2 separate regions of the Homo sapiens genome follow, and region 2 is linked to region 1. A link is an interaction called in ENCODE POLR2A ChIA-PET data of the cell type or tissue named here. Cell type or tissue: Panc1. All regions are shown on one strand. Each heading gives the region's core, and the rest is flanking DNA. Links, peaks and the distances in the headings are about the cores only.

What was found. Peaks named below come from ENCODE experiments on the same cell type or tissue, not always from the same donor. Only the 100,000 strongest peaks of a DNase experiment are listed, where the experiment ranks them.
Region 2: POLR2A ChIA-PET joins it to region 1 with 6 read pairs; 2 of 35 experiments call an interaction of 5 or more read pairs at or near these places.

The regions. Positions count from the first base shown.
Region 1 is chr11:121,627,613-121,632,995 of GRCh38, reverse strand. SORL1 (sortilin related receptor 1) reads right to left here. Exons shown (of 48, transcript NM_003105.6): 47 at 5,229-5,383; 48 at 1-3,500. The coding sequence ends at 3,433. Among named protein-coding and RNA genes, the nearest start is that of SORL1-AS1, 180 kb to the right of the region's middle. In Panc1, for the core only: no CTCF peak of the experiment used is centred there; a DNase peak (open chromatin) is centred at 2,783.
Region 2 is chr11:121,499,991-121,505,373 of GRCh38, reverse strand. All of the region lies in intron 6 of SORL1 (sortilin related receptor 1), which reads right to left. Among named protein-coding and RNA genes, the nearest start is that of SORL1-AS1, 50 kb to the right of the region's middle. In Panc1, for the core only: no CTCF peak of the experiment used is centred there; no DNase peak of the experiment used is centred there.

The DNA.
Region 1 (5,383 bases), core at 90-5,089:
CAACACAAGATTCTGCACAGAGTTTTAGAGTCAATTCCTAAAATCAATATGGGATGATATTCAGTTTAGTTATGTCTCTGGATGCCTTCTCTAAGGGACTCATCCAACTGTCTGCAGAAGGAAGAAAATTTTCAGGAATTCCCCATGACTCCCTTCATGAAGAAGGGACTGACCAAACCTGATAGGATGGTGTTTCTGCCCTAAGGAAGTGTACTGGAAATATAATCTTACTAGATGCAGTGACCACTTGGTAAGCATCTGAAGGCAGCATTCGCCAAGAAGGAGTAGGCGCTCATCTCTAAGGGGCTCACCATACTATTGCTCTCCCAAGCTTCCCCTGAAAATGGCCAGTTCTGAGAAGGGTTACATTCCCTAAATTGCTGAGTACAGCTTCATCTAGTGGGCCAAACATGATGGGCAGGAGAGAACAGGCAGCTGTGTGTCTTCTGTCTGTCCCACCCAAATATCCCTGGTGATGCTACCAAAGACAGAACCCCAGGAATTACTTGTCCAAAAGTCAGAGTTTCAACCAGTTACCCAGAATGATAACTATTTACCCAGCTTGTCAAGGTAGCCAGTAGTTCCTGGAGCTTCTCACCTGTCTGGAACTAGGACTGCACAGACATGGCCTCTTCCTGGAATCCTCTGTAGAACTCCACTCTCTAACATTTTATCCATGTGGACTCGTATCTCATAAAGCTCAAGGGGCATTCAATACATCCAGGAGTAAAATCGGTTTCCAGAGAAAACTCATAAGCAAACCCCCTGCCCACCAATTTTTAGAGGCCCATCGTGGTCCACATGGATGCAAGCATCTGACATTCTAATGTATGCCAGGAGAGAATAAAACCTTTTTCCTGCACAGTGTGAACTTCTGAGGTGGCATCTCCAACAAGGTACAAAAGCCCCTTCTTCACAAGCAAGCAGGGACTCCGATTGGTCACAGTGAAGACAGTTATGTGGTCACCTTCAGAGGCTGCCTGTAGTACAAGGCATTTGTTTTCATTTTCTATTGGCACTCCAACCTCTGGATTCTTTCAGACAGCATATATACATGAAATCCCCACAAAGCTACACAGAGGGAAACAGGAGTGTGTGCTTCAAAAGTTCATAAAAATATACAATTTACATATAGCTGCAGCTATCTAGCTTAGTCTTCAGGAACTTAGCTCTTCTGTTTATATAAAATACTCTAGCCCTAAAAGGCTGCTTTTTTTCAAACAGCACAGTGGCATTTTCCAAGGAGAGGGGTGATGGCCAGTCTACAGTACTGTGCACTAAGCATTGGGAGGCACTGGTAGCTAGAACCGGATGCTCGGAAATATCTCAAGCTGCCAACTGGAGACATATGCTCTGTAAAAAGGCTTGCCTATGGAATAACTGAAAATAACATCTCAGAGCCTTTTATATCAGCTTTTACAAATGCCACCAAAAAGTTGGCAGAAAAAGAAAAGAAAATACACTTCCTAGTGGTTCAATTAAATGACTTGCCTCCCACCAGGTTGTTAATGATTCAACTATTTAAAGAGCTTATTAAAGGGGAGGTGGTAGGGCTTAGAGTTTTGAACAAATCTCTACGGTAAGACAAGATAAAGCCAAAAAAAATTCCAGTCTTTAAAAAAAAAAACTTAGGAAAGTGACAGGAAAGAAGAGAAAATACGCTAGAAGAAGGCTTATCATTACCACCAGTTGTTAACATGAAATACAGTCCTACCCGTATGGCAAACTAAAGGTCGACAGCTTAAAATACTCATCTAAGTATACATATAAATAAAAATTTCAAAAACTAAAAAATTTAATTGGCTCTTTCTTTGTTTTCTAAACAATCCCTAAGTAGAATGAAACTATATTATCACCCAAGAATGATACTTGTGGTTAAAAGAAACTAAACACTTGTGAGAAGGTGATGCCTCGCACCTAAGCGGGGATGGGGTTTTACAAAGCTTGCACGTCAAGGACACATATTCAGAGACATGACTTTGGAATATTCCCAGACCTCACTGCTTCTTGGCTGAAAGGAAATTCTTCAGTGAGAATCATACAGCACAAGTCACAACGATGCTCGACATTGGTGCCCACAACACTAAGCCTAAATAAAGGGCTTGCATCAGCCCACGATGGATTCTACATAAGTATCAAGTGGCCATGGTTTGAATACACGGGTGGCATTTTAAAGGCAGAAGAAAAAAAGCACAGCTTGTTTTACAGAGAGAATAAATGAACAAACTCTAGTGCTCCTGCTGTTGTTAACTGGATTGAGTAGTCTCAACTTTTTAGATCTTCTCTATCTCTATGAGAATGTACAGCACTGTCTCTTTAGATTGGGTGGGGGCATGGGTGAGGGAGATGGAAGAAGAGGAGAAAAAAAAAGAGAAGGCACTGTCCAATTCAAAATGACTGCATATATCAGTATGGATTTTTAAGGACAATAAGTGGCCATCTCAAACCAAATACATAATTTTACATCTGAGATCCTTCAGTAGTAAGTAAAAACAAAAAATGGAAAATGGAAAAATTATGTACTCTATTAGCCAGTGTATGGATCATGGCACAGATCTAGAACTCTCCCCCACAACCAGGGTAAGTTTTTGCAATGACAATGAAACCAGTGTGTAATAAAGCAGTGTTATCATTTTGTAGCTCTCAAAGCTACATCTTGTACAGAGGCACATACAGTAAAATTCCATCAATTAATATAAGAGAGGAAGCTGTGGGCTTACAGGGCTTCCCAAGCTGCAGCTCTGTTGAACTGAACTCCAGCAATGACTCAGTGCTCTCTCCTGCCAAAGACCATTACATGACACACAAGTGAATAAAAATGGATTGCTTCCGGAATGGCAAAAAAATATGCTTCTCTTCCCACCCCCAACCCTATGGGTAAGGGGCTCATAACACATGTGGTGTCTAATGACCACTAAAGCCTGGCCTTACACAGAGTCCCAATAAATTAACAAAATAACATAAAGAAACCTTCCGCCATAATACATCCACACACTTTCCTATAAACTATATCCAAACAAAATGGAATATCTGTACACACTTTCAAGGAGAAGGGGTTCCACCCATCACTCTCTCGAGGTTTTTATTAAATACATTTCTGTGTCTTAGAAAAATAAAAAGATTGGCCAATTTACTGAACCGAAATTATCTCACAGACGTAAAAGCATGCCCAGCAAGCACAGCCCTGTAAGACTACATTAATGTCAAATCAAAGCAATTGGGTTACTAAAATCAACCTGGTTTGAAGTTCACAGTTGATTACTACAAAGTTTATTCATTCCTTTCTTTCCTTTTTTTTTTTTTTGTTTTTTGTTTTTGGCCCATATAAAAATAACATATTGCAACTCAAAGTGCATCTTTTAAAATAAACCATCAACTATCTTTATCAAATAAAATATTTACACCATTTGGTTTCTAGTGAGGAAAGCTCTTTCAGGCTATCACCATGGGGACGTCATCTGAAAATCCAGTTATCATAGGGGCATCTTCATCATCTTCCCCTAGAGACAAAACAGTCAGGCCTTGGTGAGTTCCAACACATTTTCACCTGACCCCATATCCCACCACTCTACCCACCCCTCAACCCTACCACAACCCTCTAGCTGAGAAGGTCAATGCCATAGCCAGGCAGCCACCATAATCAGCTGTGAAACCTAGCCCAGCTTCCCACTGTCCCTCCTGGCCACCTTCTACCCATCGATGGATCCTCACATTTATTTTAGTGGTCGTTTGAACGTAGCCAAATTAGGAAAACAAAGCTTCTCAGGAGAAGACTCTTATTACCTACTCAAAAGCTAAGTGGGTAGTTTGGGTTCCCCAGTTTGAGTTATCTATACCCTACACTAGCACAGTGAACTTCAGTGTCTGCTTTCTCTTCTGAACCCAAAGTGCTCTGAGGAAAAGGATCTGGGAGGAGTTTAAGCATTTTGAGGACAGCTTCCCAGACTAACAGCTGTCCCCTTGTGACGCCCGGTATAATCCTGTGTCACCAAGTGTGGACCGACACTCAGTGACTATCGCAGGGTATGCTGATGGGTCCACTCCTGTTGCCTCCAACGGCAGAAGCAAAGAAGCCGCCCCATTCACACAAGGCAGTCCAGGTGCCGGCTTATTAGGCAAGAAAGGAAACTGACAAGGAAAGGGAACAGAGCTAACATCATATGATCAGTGAAGGGGAATATACAAATGTCTTTATAAACATAGATATATAATTGTAACTAGTTAACGGAAAGAAATAAACTTGTACATTCACAGTGATTAGTCTAAGTTTGGGGAAGCCTCGTAACACACCCACTTTATTATATTACTATCTTACTATCTCTATTAGCATTTAGGGTTTTCATTGTGCAAAGATTTCAAAACGGGAAACTTCTTACTTTTTCCCTTGCTATGTGTTAAGACAGGGATCCCCAATGCCCGGGCCGAGGGCCATCAGTACCAGTACATGGCCTGTTAGGAATGGGGGGCCGCACAGCAGGCTGTGAGTGGTGAGTCAGAGCATTACAGCCTGAGCCTCGCCTCCTGTCAGATCAGGGCAGCATTAGATTCTCACAGGAGCACAAACCCTATCGTGAACTGAGCGTGCAAGGGATCCAGACTGAGCGCTCCCTATGAGAATCTAATGCCTGCTGATCTGAGGTGGAACAGTCTCATCCTGAAATCATCCCCCAACCCTTCCCCCTCCACCGCTGGTCCAGTGAAAAAAGAATTATCTTCCACAAAACTGGTCCCTGGTGCAAAAAAGGTTGGGGACCACTGTGTTAAGGTACATAAAAGAATGGCTGGTGAGGTTACACTAGCAACCAGAAAGAGAAACAGCAAGATGGAAAGGGTCTCCTTTGATAGAAGCTGATTGGGAAAGCATTATTTTTTATCTTGAGTTAGGATCTCCAGAGATGTCAGACCTCCAGCTCAGTGAAGGATGAGACAGGGGTCAGATATTCTTGAGGATTTTCCGATACTTTGGGAGTCTCAAGGCCTGGGGCAAGCTCCCTGTTTCAGGCCAGAACTACACAATCAAAGAGAATACAACATTTTAATTTAACTTAAAAGTTAAAAAGTGAGGGCTCTGAATGGTTTAACCAAAACTCATGGAATCAAATCGCTGGCTGATGAAGAGCTCCTCCAGGGTCAAAAGAGGAGCTGAAGGTGGGTGTTTCCTAATCAAGTCATTGGCTGCGTGGGGGTCAGCCCTGGGAGGAAGAACCGACTCTCCCTGCCCCACTTACCCAGGTCATCCCCAGAGGAGAAGATTGCGGACCCCAGCCTGGAGCTGTAGTGGCTGTTGGCGAAGGCGGTGAAGCTGCTCTGCAGCCTCCGGTGCTTCGTGTACAGGATGGCAAACCCCACCCCCAGGCTCAGCAGTATCAGGAATAAGATGGGC
Region 2 (5,383 bases), core at 144-5,143, 130 kb after region 1:
TTAATAAACTAGACTACAAGCTAGACTTACCAAGAAAAAAAGAGAAGACTCAAATTACTAAAATTAGGAAAGAAATAAGAAACATCATTAACAACCTCACAGAAATAAAAAAAAGATTAGTGTGAACACTATGAATAATTAAAAATTAAATAACCTAGAATAAATGAACAAATTACTAGAAAGATACAAACTGCTGAAACTGAACCAAAGAGAAATTTTAAAAACTGAAAAGATTGAATTAGTATCCAGAAAACTTCCCACAAAGATGGTAAATTCTGCCAAACAAATTAAAGGATAAAAATGATTATAAACCAAGAGCATGTGGGATTCATTCCAAAAATGTGCATTGGTTTAACATATGAGAAAGATCCATCAGTGTAATATTCAATGTTAATAGACTAAAGGAGGAAAAAAAAGAAACATATGATCATTGCAACTGACACAGAAAAAGCACTGACAAAATCCCAGATTTTTTCATGATAAAAACACTCAACAACCCATGAATAGAAGGGAACCTTCCTCAAATTGATAAAGGACATCTAGAAAAACCTCACAGTTAAAAATCATACTTAATAAGACTGAATGCATTTCCCCTAAGATCAGGAATAAGACAAGGATGCCTACTCTCTCCACTCCTAGTCAACATTTTACTAGAGGTTCTACCCAAGGCAGTTGGGCAAAAAAATAAATAAATAAAAGGCCTCCAGACTGAAAAGGAAGAATTAAAGGATGATGTTGTCTCTTTTAGCAGACAACATCATCTTGTAAACAGAAAATCCTAAGGAATCCACACACCAAAAAAGTTAGAACTAATAAAGTTCAGCAAGGTTGTAGAATATAAGATCAATAATACAAAAATCAATCATGTTCTATATATTAGCAATGAACAATCTGAAAATGAAATTTAGAAAAGAACCATTTACAATGGAGCCAAAAAGAATACTTAGGAAATTTTTTTTTTTGAGACAGAGTCTCGCTCTGTCGCCCAGGCTGGAGTGCAGTGGCACGATCTCAGCTCACTGCAATCTCCACCTCCCAGGTTCAAGAGATTCTTCGGCCTCAGTCTCCCGAGTAGCTAGGACTACAGGTGCGCTCCACCACGCCCAGCTAATTTTTGTATTTTTAGTAGAGACGGGGTTTCGCCATATTGGCCAGGCTGGTCTCGAACTCCTGGCCTCGTGATCCGCCCACCTCAGCCTCCCAAAGTGCTGATATTACAGGCGTGAGCCACCGCGCCCAGCCAGGAAAAAAATTTTAACTAAAGAAGTCCGGGACTTGTACACTGAAAACCAGAAAACCCAGTTGAAAGAAATTAAAGAAAACCTAAATAAATGGAAGAATATCCTTTGTCCATGCATTGGAAGGCATGATATATTAAGATGATAACACTCTCCAAATTGTGTTGAATCTGTAGATCAATCTCTATCAAAATCCTATCTGTGGTTTTTGTTTTGTTTTGGCAAAAAATTGACAAGCTGATCTTAAAATACACATGGAAATGCAAGGAACCCAGAATAGCCAATACAATCTTGAAAAAGAACAAAGTTGGAGAGTTCAAATTTTCCAAATTCAAAACTTATTAGAGAACTACAGTAATCAAGACAGTGTGATGCTGGCATAGGGGTAGATATACAGATTAATGGAATAGAATTAAGAGTCCAGAAACAGGCCAGGTGCAGTGGCCTGGGCAACATAGTGAGACCCTGTCTCTTCAAAAACTTAGCCAGGCACAGTGGTGAATGCCTGCAGTTGCAGCTACTCAGGAGGCTGGGGCAGGAGGACCTTTAAGCCTGGGAGTTCAAAGCTGCAGTGAGCCATGACCATGCCACTATATTCCAGCCTAGGTGACAGCAAAACTGTCTCAAAAAAAAAGAGAGAAGGAGTCCAGAAATAAATTCTCATATTTATGAGAAAATAATTTCCAACCAAGGTGCCAAGGAAAAAGTATAGCCTTTTCAACAAATGGTGGTGGGACAACTGGTTATCCACATGCAAAAGAATGAAGGTAAATAACTATTTCACACTAGATACAAAAATTAATTGAAAATGAATCATAGACTGTAAGAACTAAAACTACATAACTCTTAAAGGAAAGGGAAGTATATATTCATGACCTCAGATTAGGCAATAGTTTCTTGGATATAACAACAGCACAGGCAGCAAAAAAAAATGGATAAACTGAACTTCATCAAAATTAAAAACACGGCTGGGCATGGTGGCTCGTGCCTACAATCCCAACACTTTGGGAGGCCAAGGTGGGAGGACTGCTTGAGCCCAGGAGTTTGAGACCAGCCTGGGCAACATGATGAAACCCCGTCTCTACAAAAAATAAAAAAATTAACAGGTATGGTGGCACATGCCTGTGGTCCCAGCTACTTGGGAGGCTGAGATAGGAGGATTGCTTGAGCACACGAAGATCACGGCTGCAGTGAGCCACAATCGCTCCGCTGTACTCCAGCCTGGGTGACAGAGGAAGACCCCCAACTCAAAAAAATAAAATAAAAATAAAAACTTCAGTGCTGAAAAAGAAAAAAGTAAAAAGATAAACCACGGAATGGCAGAAAAGATTTGCAAATCATATAACTTGTATATAAAGAATATATAGAATAAAGAACTATTATAACTCAACAATAAAAAAGAACCCAATTTAAAAACGGACAAAGGACTTGAATAGACATCCATCCAAGAAAGACATACAAATGGCCAACAGCCACGTGAAAAGATGTTCAACATCCTTAGCCATCAGGAATTCAAATGAAAACCATAAGATACCACTTCACACTTAACTGGGATGGCTATCATCCAAAAAACAGTAGCAAATGTTGACAAGGATATGGGAAAACTACACCCTAATACATTTCTGGTGGGAATATAAAATGGTACAATAGTTTTGGAAAACCACTTGACCGATTCTCGAAAAGTTAAACATAGAATTGTCGGCCGGGCATGGTGGCTCACGCCTGTAATCCCAGCACTTTGGGAGTCCGAGGTGGGTGGATCACGAGGTTAAGAGATCGAGACCATCCTGGCTAACACAGTGAAACCCTGTCTCTACTAAAAAATACAAAAAATTAGCCAGGTGTGGCGGCGGGCACCTGTAGTCCCAGCTACTCGGGAGGCTGAGACAGGAGAATGGCATGAACCCAGGAGGCGGAGCTTGCAGTGAGCCGAGATCACACCACTGCACTCCAGCCTGAGCGACAGAGTGAGACTCCATCTCAAAAAAAAAAAAAAAAAAAAAAAAAAAAAGAATTGTCACATGACCCAGTAGTTACACTCCCAGGTATAAACTAACAGAATTAAAACATAAGTTCACACACAAACGTGCACACGAACATTCACAGCAGCACTGTTTGTAACAGTAAAACAGTAGACACAAGCCAAATGGCCACCAACTAATAGATGGATAAATAAAATGTGTTATATTCATTACAATACTAGTCAGCCATTAAAAATGGTTAAAGTAATGATACATGCTACAACATAAATGAAACTTGAAAACATTATACTGTGAAAGAAACCAGTCACAAAAGGTCACTGATATGGTTTGGCTGTGTCCCCACCCAAATCTCATCTTGAATTGTAGCTCCCATAATCCCCACATGTCATGGGAGGGACCTGGTGGGAGGTAACTGAATCATGGGGGCGGGTTTTCCTGTGCTGTTCTCATGATAATGAATAAGTCTCACAAAATCTGATGGTTTTATAAAGGGCAGTTCCCCTGCACACACTCTCTTGCCTGCCGCCACGTAAGCCATGCCTTTGCTCCTCCTTCACCTTCCGCCTTGATTGTGAGGCCTCTCCAGCCATGTGGAACTGTGAGTCTATTAAACCTCTTTTTCTTTATAAATAACCCAGTGTCGGGCATTTCATCATAGCAGTATGAAAATGGACTAATAAAGTCACAAATTGTATGATTTCCATTACACAAATTGCCCAAAATTGAAAAAGCCATAAAGATACTAGGTTAGTGGTTACCAGCATCAGGGAGGAGAAGGAAGTAATGGTAATGGGTATGTGGTTTCTTTCTGAGGTGATAAAAATATTTGGAATTAGGTAATGATGATCATTGTATAACCTTATGAATAAACTAAAAACCACTAAATTGCACACTTAAAAAGGGTAAATTTTGCAGAATGTGAATTGTATCTCAACACAGTTGTAACAAATATTAATTTTAAATGTATTGTTATAGTTTTATTTTTAATCTGTAAATATCTGGGTTTTATTGATCACGTATGAGAGTTATAAGCATTGGGTGCTTATACATTTAAGTAACATAGTTAAAATAATTTATAAGTAGTTTGGTTTGGGTCAGTTATCCTATAATTCACAACACAGTTTTGTCAGCTGATTTCTCATCTAGAAGCCCACAACACCCTGTAGCAGTTACTAAACTGTTCTGTTACCTCTGATCAACATTAGAGAGCAAATTAGCTTAAGGTTGAAAATTGGTTTTCAATAGTGAAATTCGTGGTTGCTTAGTCAGAATCATGAAAATACACATGGACCCTCACTTGGGAGACTGGTGTGACATCAAAATACTTGAATTGGGCATAATATTCTAAAGATACCATCCTGTCATTAACAGGGCATAACAATTTAGAGAGGCCCATAACCTATACTTTTCTGGATAATGCCTGGGACCTGTCAAGACATTGCGATTCCAGTTACCTGATGCCAACTGAAGGGGTAACAGACAACTATCAGCATAGTCAGCAACTACAGGAAGTCAGACAACTATCTGTAAAGGTCCAGATAATAGATATTTTAGGCTTTTGGAGCCATATTGCCTCTGTATAGGTACCTATGCAACTCTACCACTGGGCATGAAAGCAACCTTAGACCACAAATAAGCAATGAGCATGGCTGTGTCCCAGTAAAACTTCATTTACAAAAACAGGTGGTGGGCCATAGTTTCCTAGCATCCACTCTAGAACACAGCGTCTGCAGCATGCAAGGCGTGGGTGGCTGCATCATCTGTAAGGTCACAGAAGAGACTTCAAGTCCACAGATCATGTCTTTGCTTACTGATACACATTTGTGCAAGAAATATCTGGGCCTGGCTTGCATGATAATCTTAATCTGGTAGTGAGGTTATGAGGTTGTGAGGTTGTAGGGGAGTAGCTAACCCTGACCCACCTCAAGCTTTTCAGCAATTACTGTTATCTACTGAAAGAGCCTAACAGTTGTATATTACCAAATTAACAAATCACAGAGGAACCTCATTGTTTCTTTAATGGCCCTATCATTTTGATGTACACTATGAAGACAAATAAGTGAACTTCATGTCAAAAAGCAAGGAATAAAAATTAAACAAGGCAACTTAAGGGCAAAAAATACAAAGCACATTATAAAGCCAGAGCGAGGCCAACAGGGTACC